3 separate regions of the Homo sapiens genome follow, and all the other regions are linked to region 2. Evidence: chromatin contacts called from ENCODE Hi-C or POLR2A ChIA-PET data. All regions are on one chromosome and are shown on one strand. Each heading gives the region's core, a stretch centred on a gene start or an enhancer-like site at or near the end of the contact. The rest is flanking DNA. Distances are from core to core; before and after follow the strand shown.

What was found. Hi-C counts contacts between places; a loop is a spot of excess contacts on that map. ChIA-PET counts read pairs that join two places held with the same protein, here RNA polymerase II (POLR2A). Pooled maps may share reads with other maps.
Region 1: a loop to region 2 is called in a map of naive thymus-derived CD4-positive, alpha-beta T cell, with 5 times the contacts of the local background. The contact joins the enhancer-like site here to the promoter of DENND1B in region 2. A Hi-C loop is called at or near these places in 1 of 168 maps with a recorded cell type or tissue (naive thymus-derived CD4-positive, alpha-beta T cell), 3 of 37 single-sample maps with no recorded cell type and 13 of 50 pooled maps. POLR2A ChIA-PET finds 5 or more read pairs at or near these places in 1 of 52 experiments (activated naive CD4-positive, alpha-beta T cell).
Region 3: a loop to region 2 is called in a map of OCI-LY7, with 2.9 times the contacts of the local background. The contact joins the promoter of ASPM here to the promoter of DENND1B in region 2. A Hi-C loop is called at or near these places in 3 of 168 maps with a recorded cell type or tissue (OCI-LY7 and naive thymus-derived CD4-positive, alpha-beta T cell), 1 of 37 single-sample maps with no recorded cell type and 13 of 50 pooled maps.

Annotation. Positions count from the first base shown.
Region 1 is chr1:198,521,734-198,525,206 of GRCh38, forward strand. It overlaps ATP6V1G3 (ATPase H+ transporting V1 subunit G3), which reads right to left. Exons shown (of 3, transcript NM_001376861.1): 3 at 1,489-1,831. The coding sequence ends at 1,658. Among named protein-coding and RNA genes, the nearest start is that of ATP6V1G3, 17 kb to the right of the region's middle. Within about 2 kb of position 1,623, at least 4 of the 41 ENCODE cell types and tissues checked have a DNase peak (open chromatin) inside an H3K27ac peak, as active enhancers do.
Region 2 is chr1:197,773,795-197,777,386 of GRCh38, forward strand. It overlaps DENND1B (DENN domain containing 1B), which reads right to left and starts at 1,686. Exons shown (of 23, transcript NM_001195215.2): 1 at 1,345-1,686. The coding sequence starts at 1,361. RefSeq lists silencers at 1,034-1,543, 1,694-1,893, 2,185-2,479 and an enhancer at 2,854-2,903.
Region 3 is chr1:197,145,318-197,148,835 of GRCh38, forward strand. ASPM (assembly factor for spindle microtubules) reads right to left here and starts at 1,352. Exons shown (of 28, transcript NM_018136.5): 1 at 824-1,352. The coding sequence starts at 1,120. RefSeq lists a silencer at 857-1,036.

The DNA.
Region 1 (3,473 bases), core at 373-2,872, 750 kb after region 2:
TTTGCTCCATTTACCTAACATGCATATAAAATTGACTATTTCCGAGGTACTAAGATATGTGGTAAAATTTTAACTTTTTCTCCTAAAAAGAAACAATGATACTAGTGATCTAAAACAGGGGTCCCCAGTGCCTGGGCCACAGACTGGTACCTGTCTGTGGCTTGTTAGGAACCGGGCCACACAGCAGAAGGTGAGTGGTAGTTGAGCAAGCATTACCACCTGAGCATGGCCTCCTGTCAAATCAGCAGCGGCATTAGATTATCATAGGAGCGCGAATCCTATTGTGAACTGCACATGTGAGGGATTTAGGTTGCATGTCCCTTATGAGACTCTAATGCCTGATGATCTGAGGTGGAACAATTTCATCCCAAAACTATCTTACCCCACTACCCCTCCATTCTTGGAAAAATTGTCTTCCACGAAACTGGTCCCTGGTGCTAAAAAGGTTGGGGACCACTGATCTAAAACAATGATCAATTAAAACCATTTCAGTTTATGATTTTAATTCCAGTCTAAACAAAAGTTAATTATTGTTACCAAACTATACATATAATCAGAGATTCATATAATTGAAGATTATATGAATAGTTTGGTGACAATAATTAACTTTTGTTTAGACTGGAATTAAAATTTGTCTGCATATATTACTGGAAAATCAAAGACTTTATAGCACCCATGCTTCTTACTAATGCAAATATAGGAGCTGTGCAGGTAAGCAGTTTGGTAAGAAGTAAAGGGTGTGAACATTGGAGTCACATTGCCCAGTTCAAAGCTCAGTGCTGCCACTGTTATCCAAACAACTCCAGATAAGTTCCTTCATCTTTGCATCTCATTTTGTAAAACAAGAGCACTAATACTGCTTACAAGGTAGGATTGAGATGATATATACATTGCACTAACAAAATACTTAGTATTTAACAAGAGTTTAGCTTAGCTGTAACTAGGAGACTGGGCTAGTGGCACACTAACCTAGTATATCTCCTGGGAGTTTTCTTTGTATTTCTTTTTTTTTTTTTTCAAAGCTCCAAAATCTATGTTATTAGCTTATTTATCATTTACTTTTTTCTTTTAAAAATAATATCTGTTTAGTTGAGGTCAGACAGACAGAATGATTATAAACCCCATCTATGTTTAAAAGTGGCTATATAACCCATCATTCTTTGTCTCTATCTCTCTGTTTTACTGGTTTCCCATTGATTACTGAATTAAATAAGACCCTTGACATGTTCATTTTTAGATCTGTTGAAGAGTCATAATTATATCTTGCTTAAAGATTATCTTTTAGCAAATTACCATTTAATACAATTAAGAGCACATTTTCTAAATCGATGAAAAGGAGAAGAAATAAAAAACCCATGCCCACTAAAAAGCTGTCATGACCATGTTTTTCTTTCAAGTGTTAAAAAACATGTTACTATTTTGCATTCTTGACTTACTCCAAGTTAAGTGACAAGGTCATAATTATTACTAGAAAAGATATAGCAACAGTTGTATTTTGTTTTGTTTAATTCAGTGCCGATGTATGAGTTATGTCACATTTCCTGTAAATGTAAATTTAAGGTTCTCATTTCAAATTTCTCAACATAAAAATACGAAGCCATAAGCAACCAGGTGGCACTCACACACCTTTTTTTTTCTTGAAAACTGTGATGTACATTTAGTTGGTGGCTCTGTAGTTCACATGGATTTCTGGTTTCATGTCACAGACCATGCTCAAGAGCTGGTTCATCACACTTTCCATATACTTATTGTAGTGTCCATTAAGTTCTTGTATCTTCCCTAGTGTTTGTTCTTCTATTTCATCTGAGAGATTATTCTGAGAGCCCATTATCTACCAAAACAAAACAGACAGAATTCACATCATAATACAATTGTTTTACAAGTTAAATTTGTCCTAGCCTGTTTACTGATGATTGTCCTACAATGCACAATTATGTACTCCTTTTCTAGATTTTTTCAGAGAACCAACAAGATCATCAATGCCATGAGTGGGAAGGATGAACTTTCATAAAATATTGAAACTGGTCATAGCAGATTACTTTCACTTTTAACCAACCTCCACATGGTACAAATTGAATACACATTTATAATCATTAAACCATGCCCAGAAGTTCTTTTCCATCACATTTTTCATGTATTTATGACAGTTTCCATTTAGTTCCCATATATTCCCTATTGTTTATTTTCTGAATTATAAGTCTGGAAAACAGAGTTGAAAGACACCATTAAACTCACTTTTGCTGTTTTTTAAAGAGTGTTTAAAAGTTTTAAACAGTTGCTGGTTTTTAAAGAGTGTTTTTCTATTTTTAAAATACATTATCTGAACTGTATCTTGCTTTTATCAGGAAGACAGTCACAATGTGCGCTCTAAGATACTTTTATATGCACAATTTTTTTTTTTTTTTTTTTTAGATGGGTTCTCACTGTGTCGCCCAGGCTGGAGTGCAATAGCGTAGTCTTGGCTCACTGCAACCTTCGCCTCCCAGGTTCAAGCGATTCTCCCACCTCAGCCTCACAAGTAGCTGGGACTACAGGCGTGTGCCATGATACCCTGCTAATTTTTGTATTTTTAGTAGAGACCGGGTTTCACTTTGTTGGCCAGGCTGGTCTCGAACTCCTGACCTGGTAATCCGCCTTCCTCAGCCTCCCAAAGTGCTGGGATTACAAGTGTGAGTCACAGCGCCTGGCTGCCGAAGTGTGTTTCTTTGGGTAATAGATATTATCTTGAACACTTAGTGTAAGTTGTACTTCTTTAAAATTGAGTGTGCTTGTTCATTTAGTTACATCATAATTGTAGACACAGTTTAATATATCTTTCTAATTGCTCTTTAATTGGCAGTGATTCCCAGTATTTTCTATTATCTCCTCTTTCCTCATAGCTTCTTTATCAAGGAATGATTTGACCAAAATATAATTTCACCAGAGGAGTTAACAATTTAAAGGAATTCTGCAGTGAAACACTTTGAAAGTTAGCCTTTACTAAAGCAAAAAAAATCAACTCCTAACGTATCTCCTTTGTAAACTTAGTCTTTCCTACACATGGCATTTTAAAGGCAAGAAGACTGTTTTATGTTTGTTTGCTTTTTCCGTCTGAGAGTGTTTAGGAAAAGTATGCATTTAATTTAATCCAAGATACTCCAGTAATGATTGACTTCTACTTCAGGGTTGTTAGACTATTCTAAATTCTAAAATCTGCATGATCTTTTTGAGTCCTAGGCTTGAAATCAAATGCCACTGAGGCGCTTGGGTTCAAGTTCTTTCTGTTTACAGTCCAGGCAATGGGGTCTTCTCAGTTCAAAGAAAATAATTTTGAAAAGTTACAGTTTCTAAGACATCAAATAACTTTTGCAGAATAACATTTTGATAAGTGAGTATACAAGAAGCAGAAACATATGGATCGAATTTCCCTTGCTAAGAAGAAATTTTAAAATAGAAGAGAACTACTTATTAAAATGGCTCTACCAAGCTCAAAA
Region 2 (3,592 bases), core at 436-2,935:
TCGTTCCATCATAAGGTAAAAGATTAAGTCTGTTACCACAACGGCCAATGTGTTAATATCTCAGTTATTCCTGCTAACAAGACCTTAGTGCCTTTGTACATTGGCTGTATTTAATATGTACTTCCTTCAAGAAACGAATGCCAGCTCTGACTTTAAAAAAAAGCATTTCTTTTTTTGGAAGCTTTTCTTATAAGATATGAATCTGGAAACATAGGAAGTGACAAGACATATAAATTAACATGCAAATATACATTTTTTTAGCCTTTCCGCTATTAACTTGTTTCAATGGGAATAATCTGGGCTCAGATGACTTCCTCCCTCTTAAAACAATTAATGTCAAGAAGCATACTATTTTTACTCACTTACCCTGCCCACCATGATGTCAAACACACTGAAGAAAATAATTCTATTACATAATTTCCCTCTTTCCCTAATATTCTTTAGAATTTCTCTTAGGTGTAAAAGTTAAATATTGACTCAGTTTTACTTCTGTGAAATTCAAACGGCCTTTCACAATAATACAAATATACATGGCATTATTTTAAACTTTTTGAGAAGGAGATAGTAAAGGGTGGGTAAGCGAAGTAAAAAGGAATTCTTTCCAAAGTTAAGTTTCAGAAGAAAAATATAAAACTCATGCCTCTAAGATACCTAGAAACAAAATCACCACCGTTATTAAAATTGCTTTTTACCTAATCTCCTGAGCAAAGTAGTCGTTGATAAATACTTTAGCACACACATAAAAGTACCCTCTAATTGGATACCGTTTTGCAAGAACCATGCATCTACAGTTGCTGCATAAAGAAACACCAGAGACCAATCTAATTTTATAAGCAGAATCATAAGAAAACATCCAAGACAAAAGTAACAAACGGACTTAAGAAAACACCGGTTATATTTAATGCTCAGAGAGCACTCGGAATAATAACCTCTTAACCTCAACGCTGACTCCCTCCCGGACACCACACGCACACAGGCAGCCCCAGGAGAGTCACATCTGACACACTCGGGGGAAGCACGAGAACCCCTCAGCGGCGGTGTCAGGGGCCGCCCGGCCTCCCCTGTCCCCCGAAAGGCGGGCGTCGACAAGGCGCTAGTGGCCTCTCCGGGAGGAGCCGCGCCAACCACGGAGGGCCGGGGACGCAGGGCGGGCAGGCTTTGCGGCCTAGCGCCGTCCCGCCGGCCGGCCAGAGGCTTGGGGGCCGGACCGCACCCCCAGCCCGCCCGGCCAACCTCGGCCGCCCGGGGAGCCGGTTGAGCGCGGAGGCGCGGAGGAGCCGAGCTGGCCTGGGAGGGGCCGCCGAGGGACGCCCGCCCCCGACGCGCCCGGGCCCCCCCACTCACTTGGTCCTGCAGTCCATGGTTACATGTCGGTGTGGGGCTGTCCGTCCGGCCCCCGCGCGCTGGCCTGGAAGCCCGCAGCCCGGCCGCGCGAGGGTCGCGCCGTCCCCGCCCACGCCGGCGGCCACACAGGGAAAGAGGCTGCTCACAGCAGCCGTGGCGGCGGGCCCATGTCGGCTGCGCCCCCGGCACTTCCCCGCCTCCCACCCCACCCACCAGAGCCTTTCTGTGACAGCAGCGGTGGCGTGGCCGCCGCCCCCGTCTCCGCCGGTAGCCGCCACCAAAGCTGAGGCCTCTCAGTTCCTGCGACCGGGGCCGCCCGCTGCGGCTCCTGCACCTTCTTGCAAATCAGGAAGTCGCCGGGAGGGGGAAGGGGCGCGCGGGGACGCGCCCAGCGGCTTCACCTGGGCCGTGCGGCTCGCAAGTCGGAGACTGTGGAGGAGGCGGGGGCCAGGTCCCCGCGCCCGGGCGGCCAGAGGGTGCAGGGGGAGCGCTAGTGCCTGCTGGGATGGCCCACGTACCGCTTTGCCACCTAGCCAGAAAGGCAAGGTGCCCCCTGTGTCCTCAGCATGAACCAAACCGGCTTCCTTTCTGGGTCCAGTCCAGATTCCAGGGCGTCGGGGCTGCAACCCCACAAAGGGCGAAGTACCTGGAAAAGTACCTCGACCTGCAGTGTTTTCCACACACATACACACGGACTTGGGTTCCTTTCATTTCATACTACAAATTCAGAGCTCAAGTTGATGCCCCTGGCTCTTGCGTCACTCCAGCTGTGGCCTGCTTACAGCTCTCTGAAATCCAGAGCTACCCCCTCCTGATTCAGGAATGTTCAGACATGTGCACCTGCTAAATAGCCCTGTCAAGTAGCCAAATGGTAGTGCCCCACTTGTCTGCGCATGTGGGAGGCAGACATTCCTATACCACAGACTGCAGTGATAACCAAGGACTAACTTTTGAACACATGTACATAGTCGCAGGCCTCATAGTCTGGCAGTTTAGGCGAGTTCAGAGAGGGCACCACTGAATAAGCGTGGGAGGGACTGATTTACACAGCCCTAAAGCACATGTGAAGCAGGTTATGTGCACTCTCACCCAGTACTTGTCATAGGTGTGTGATAGATACTTTCATCAGCATTTTACAGATGAAGAAACCAGGGAGTAATGGCAAAGCTGGAGTTCACACCAGGTCTATCTGATGCTGATTATTTACTTCTACCTCATATTGCCTGTCTCCCTCCTCTGCTGTCTCATATTTAGGATCTACTGAGAAGACAGGTAGAAAAGTCTTATGATGGACATTCAAATGACTGTGGAAGGCCAGGCTCTTACACAGAGATCTTCTGGGAAAGGCCTTCTCCCAGCTAACACTGCCACCCTTGACACATAGCCACAGTGTTTCTTCCAAAAGGTGGTTACTTCAGACTTTATTCATGCAGAAGTTAAGATGATGAGAGGAAACCAAATGTGGTATGAATGTAGTGTGAGTCATAAGACATAAAAGTCAGAAAAGGAGTCTTAAGAATTAAAAAACTCAAGAGTCAGAGAACCTGAAGTTGCACTCAGTTATATAACCTTAAACTTTCTTGCCAAAATTGGGTACTACTTGGTCAACAGGATCAGAAATATTGTATAGCCATGGGCCTGTTAGTAAAAAATGAGGACGGGCCATAACTGGGAAACAAACAAACAAAAAAAAAATGTGTTTATCATAAAGTGTTGTCATAGCTTGACTCGGGGTGAGACACTTCAGTTTCTCGGTTCCTACATTTGTAAAATGGGAATTATTACTTGTACATCACATGAGCAGTGTGATGTTCAAGTAAAACAGGTGCTACAAATTTGTATTATCTTTTGAGAAATTATTCTGTGAATTTCAGTTTCACAATTAGGCAAACTATACTACATAAGTTTTCTTTTCCCAAATAAAGATTTTTCTGCATAAGTGACCATACTCCAAAGCCTTGAAAAAAAAAATTCGTAAGCTAAAAGCCACTTCTGCCCCAACTGTTACTGAATTTCTCAAACTTCTCCTTTCATTATAATTAATTATTTCCAAAGAAAGGAACCCTACTTGGGGTGACCATATTGAGGACTTTTTAATTTGGTGTGAGGAGATAATAATACAATTGTTTTCCTCATCCATTGTTGGGATTTTATTTTAAATGACAGTCATACCCTTGAACAGTATAAAATTGTTCTTCATTCCATTTATGTTAAGTACATCGAGGGAAATACTACACATTCGCATCCC
Region 3 (3,518 bases), core at 102-2,601, 630 kb before region 2:
CAGTAAAAGAAAGCTACAGGAGTTCTTGAAACAACATTTATAAAATTAAATTTGATGCAGCATTAAAATTACACTTAACAGCAAAGAAAAAAAGGACTAAAATACTAAAGTGTGCATACATACTACACGTATATATTGAAAACAACTCTGAATAGGTTTTTTTGGTTTTTATTGTAGGCATTTAGCCAGAACAAAGCTCACTATTTCACCGGAAAAAAAAACCAGTTACCTCGACTCTAAGGGTACATATGGAAACTAAAATGCATATTAAGATGGCTGATAGAAATTTTAAAAAAAGCTGCTTTAACCAACCAAGGTACTCCTGTCAATCTTAAAAAAGTGTTAAAAAAGTGCATTGTCTATTAATTTAGAACGGCAAGGCTATTTCACAACGCCTTAAGTCTAGTAAAAGTGCTTGTCAATTTAACAGAGAAGTCTATATAACTTGCTCCTAAAGATGCTAAGTGCGCGCGCGTTTATGTGTTGTCCCCGCCCAAGTTAGCGTCTATCCTAGCCTTCAATTAGAGAATATATATATATATATATATATAATATTGACACATATATATATACTCACACACATGTGTATGCGTCAAGGGCCCACCCACAGTTATTGAAAAGGAACTGACTTCACTCTCTAAGGGTCTTTTCTGATTTCTTTTCCAAGAGCCACCCACAGTTATTGAGTGAAAGGGAACTGACTTTATTCTCTAAGGGTCTTTTCTGATTTCTTCTCCAATCGTCAACCTTCCTGAGGAGGGTGGCAGGAAAGATAGCGGAGAAGCAGAACACCGGCCTGGAGCACGCTCCTCCTGAGACCTACCTGCAACACGAAACAGCGCTGCGACACACTGAAGCCCAGGTCCGCGGCCGGGAAGTGGGAGATCTTCACTTCTGCCACCTCCTCGTTAGGGTTGTCTAGGGCCAGAGACAGCGTCCGTGAGGCTCCCAGGAGAACGTCCCCGAAGCAAAGGAAAGGAGACCTGCAGAAGTGGCTGAGAGACAGGACCGGCGGGGAAGACGCCTCCTCCTCGGCCGCGGGGCCCCGCAGCCCCGCGGGCGGCCTCCGCTCGGTCGGGCTCACTTCCCAGCAGCCTCGCCCCACTCGCCGGTTCGCCATGGCAGATTCGAGACCCCTCCTGGATCTCCTTGCCCCGCTCCCACGAGGCGGCTCCGGAGCGGGGATCCGGGACTTACGCTGACCGCTTCCCCTCAGGGGCGGCTGTAGAGGTCGTGGGAGTGAATTCGGCCCTTTTTCTTTTCCACTAACCTACTCCCTAGAAAACAGAAAACAAGCCCAATAAACTCGCAAATTAAAAAGAGGAGCCAAACAAGTATGGCGTTTTGACTCTGTTTAAACTTGCCGCCTCCACCAATGAGGACCTCCGGGCACCGCCCTCCTCGTCACGGGACCAATCGGTGAGCAGCATCCCCTGGCCAATGAGACGGCGGCGCTTCATTTGAATGATTGCATCCGGCCGCCAATCGCTATCTGCGGAGGAGGTGAGAACGGTAGCGGAATCCTGGCCACCGTCTAAAACCCGGGGCTTAGAATTGAAATTCGTCTTTATATTTTTGGTTGTGCTGAAGGGAAGGGAGTCACAGCATTTCCACAATACATGTAGTAATCATTGCGGTTTCCAGGAACAATCATAGATAAAACTGTTACGTAGGCAAAAATTGGTTTATGCCACTCCTCTCATATGCATACCCCGCCCAGAATTATATTAACTTTACTGTCGCGGTTTCCAGGGCTGAATGGTAGAGATGTAAAGATAATTAGTTTGTATGAACATGCTTATTTTAGTGACAACATAGCAGGGACTCAGTACATTTACATGCTGTTAATTACCTCGGGACGCTGGGAGCAAAACCAGGTAAACAAATGAAACCTGAGATTACCAGTAATTCATAAATGATTGTTTTGACTGGCAATGCCCTTCACAAATATCTTATTAGTTTTTATTTCAATTGTAGGGATCTAATAATAATTATAGCTTACATATTAGGGATTTTTTAAATTATTTATTTATTTTGAGATGGAGTCTCGCTCTGTCTCCCAGGCTGGAGTGCAGTGACGTGATCTTGGTTCACTGCAACCTCCGCCTCCCGGGTTCAAGCGATTCTCCTGCCTCAGCCTCCCAAGTAGCTGGAATTAGAGGCGCGCCTCACCACGACTGGCTAATTTTTGTATTTTTGGTAGAGAGGGGAGTTCGCCATGTTGGCCAGGCTGGTCTGGAACTCCTGGCCTCAAGTGATCCGCCTGCCTCCGCCTCGGCCTCCCAAAGTGCTGGGATTACAGGCCTGAGCGGCGCCCGACCCTAGGCTAGGGATTTTTTAAAAATCCTTTACCTATTTATCTCAACCTTTGCCTTAAACCTACGAGGTATCTCTTAGGGCGTAGGTACCATTATTTGTATCTTACAGATGAGGAATACAGGTCATACAGCTAAGTAGGAAGTGGCATAACCCAGATAGGTACACATGCCTGTAATCCCAGCAGTTTGGCCCTAGTCTTGCTCTTACCCACTACACTATATTGCCTCTAAAGGCAGTAGAAAACTTAAAAAATAAAAATAATGTCTGGATGTATGTATGGTTACACAAAACATGTAAAAAGAGAAGTCAATGGGAAATCAAAATAAGGAAGATGAGACATGAAATTATATTCAATGGTGTCCAATTTCACCTGAAGTTGGACCTTAACAATATTTAAACGAAATTTTTCCACTGGGCACGGTGGCTCAAGCCTGTAACCCAGCACTTTGGGAGGCTGAGGCAGGCGGATTCTTGAGGTCAGGGGTTTGAGACCAGCCTGGCCAACATGGCGAAATGCCGTCTCCACTAAAAATAAAAAAATTAGCCAGGCGTGGTGGAGCATGCCTGTAATCCCACCTACCCCGGAGGCTGAGACAGAAGAATCGCTTGAACCTGGGGTGGGGGGTGGGGGCAAGGTTGCAGTGAGCCGAGATCATGGCACTGAACTCCAGCTTGGGCAAGAGAGCAAGACGCTGTCAAAAAAAAAAAAAAAAAAAAAAAAAATTCTTTCATAGAGGCTTAAAAAAAAAAACAACAAAACAAAACCCTGGAGCAGAGCCTCACAAGTCATTTCCAGTTCTCCTCAGCATCTACCCCCCACGACCTCTCCATTAGCTTAGTTAGGCTCCAAAAAATAAAACTTGGACGGAGGAGAGTGCAAGATATGCTGTGGGAGGGAGGAAACAGCCTATACAGCAAAGAGTTAAAAGATTTTGACAGTCTAAGGTGGAATGTAATGGTGTTAGACCAAGAGGACAAATCATAAGGAACAATAAGGCCAAATTTATTGTCATGGGTGCACTTTACCCATTTAATTAATACAATGTCCGAAGTACCTGGGAATGGCTTTAATAGTTTAATAGGTTCACTAATTGAAAACTGAACTCAGTAGTGGTTTACAGTCAGGTAGGTCAAGGCCAGGCACGGTAGCTCATGCCTGTAATTCCAGCACTTTGGGAGGCTGAGACAGGAAGATCGCT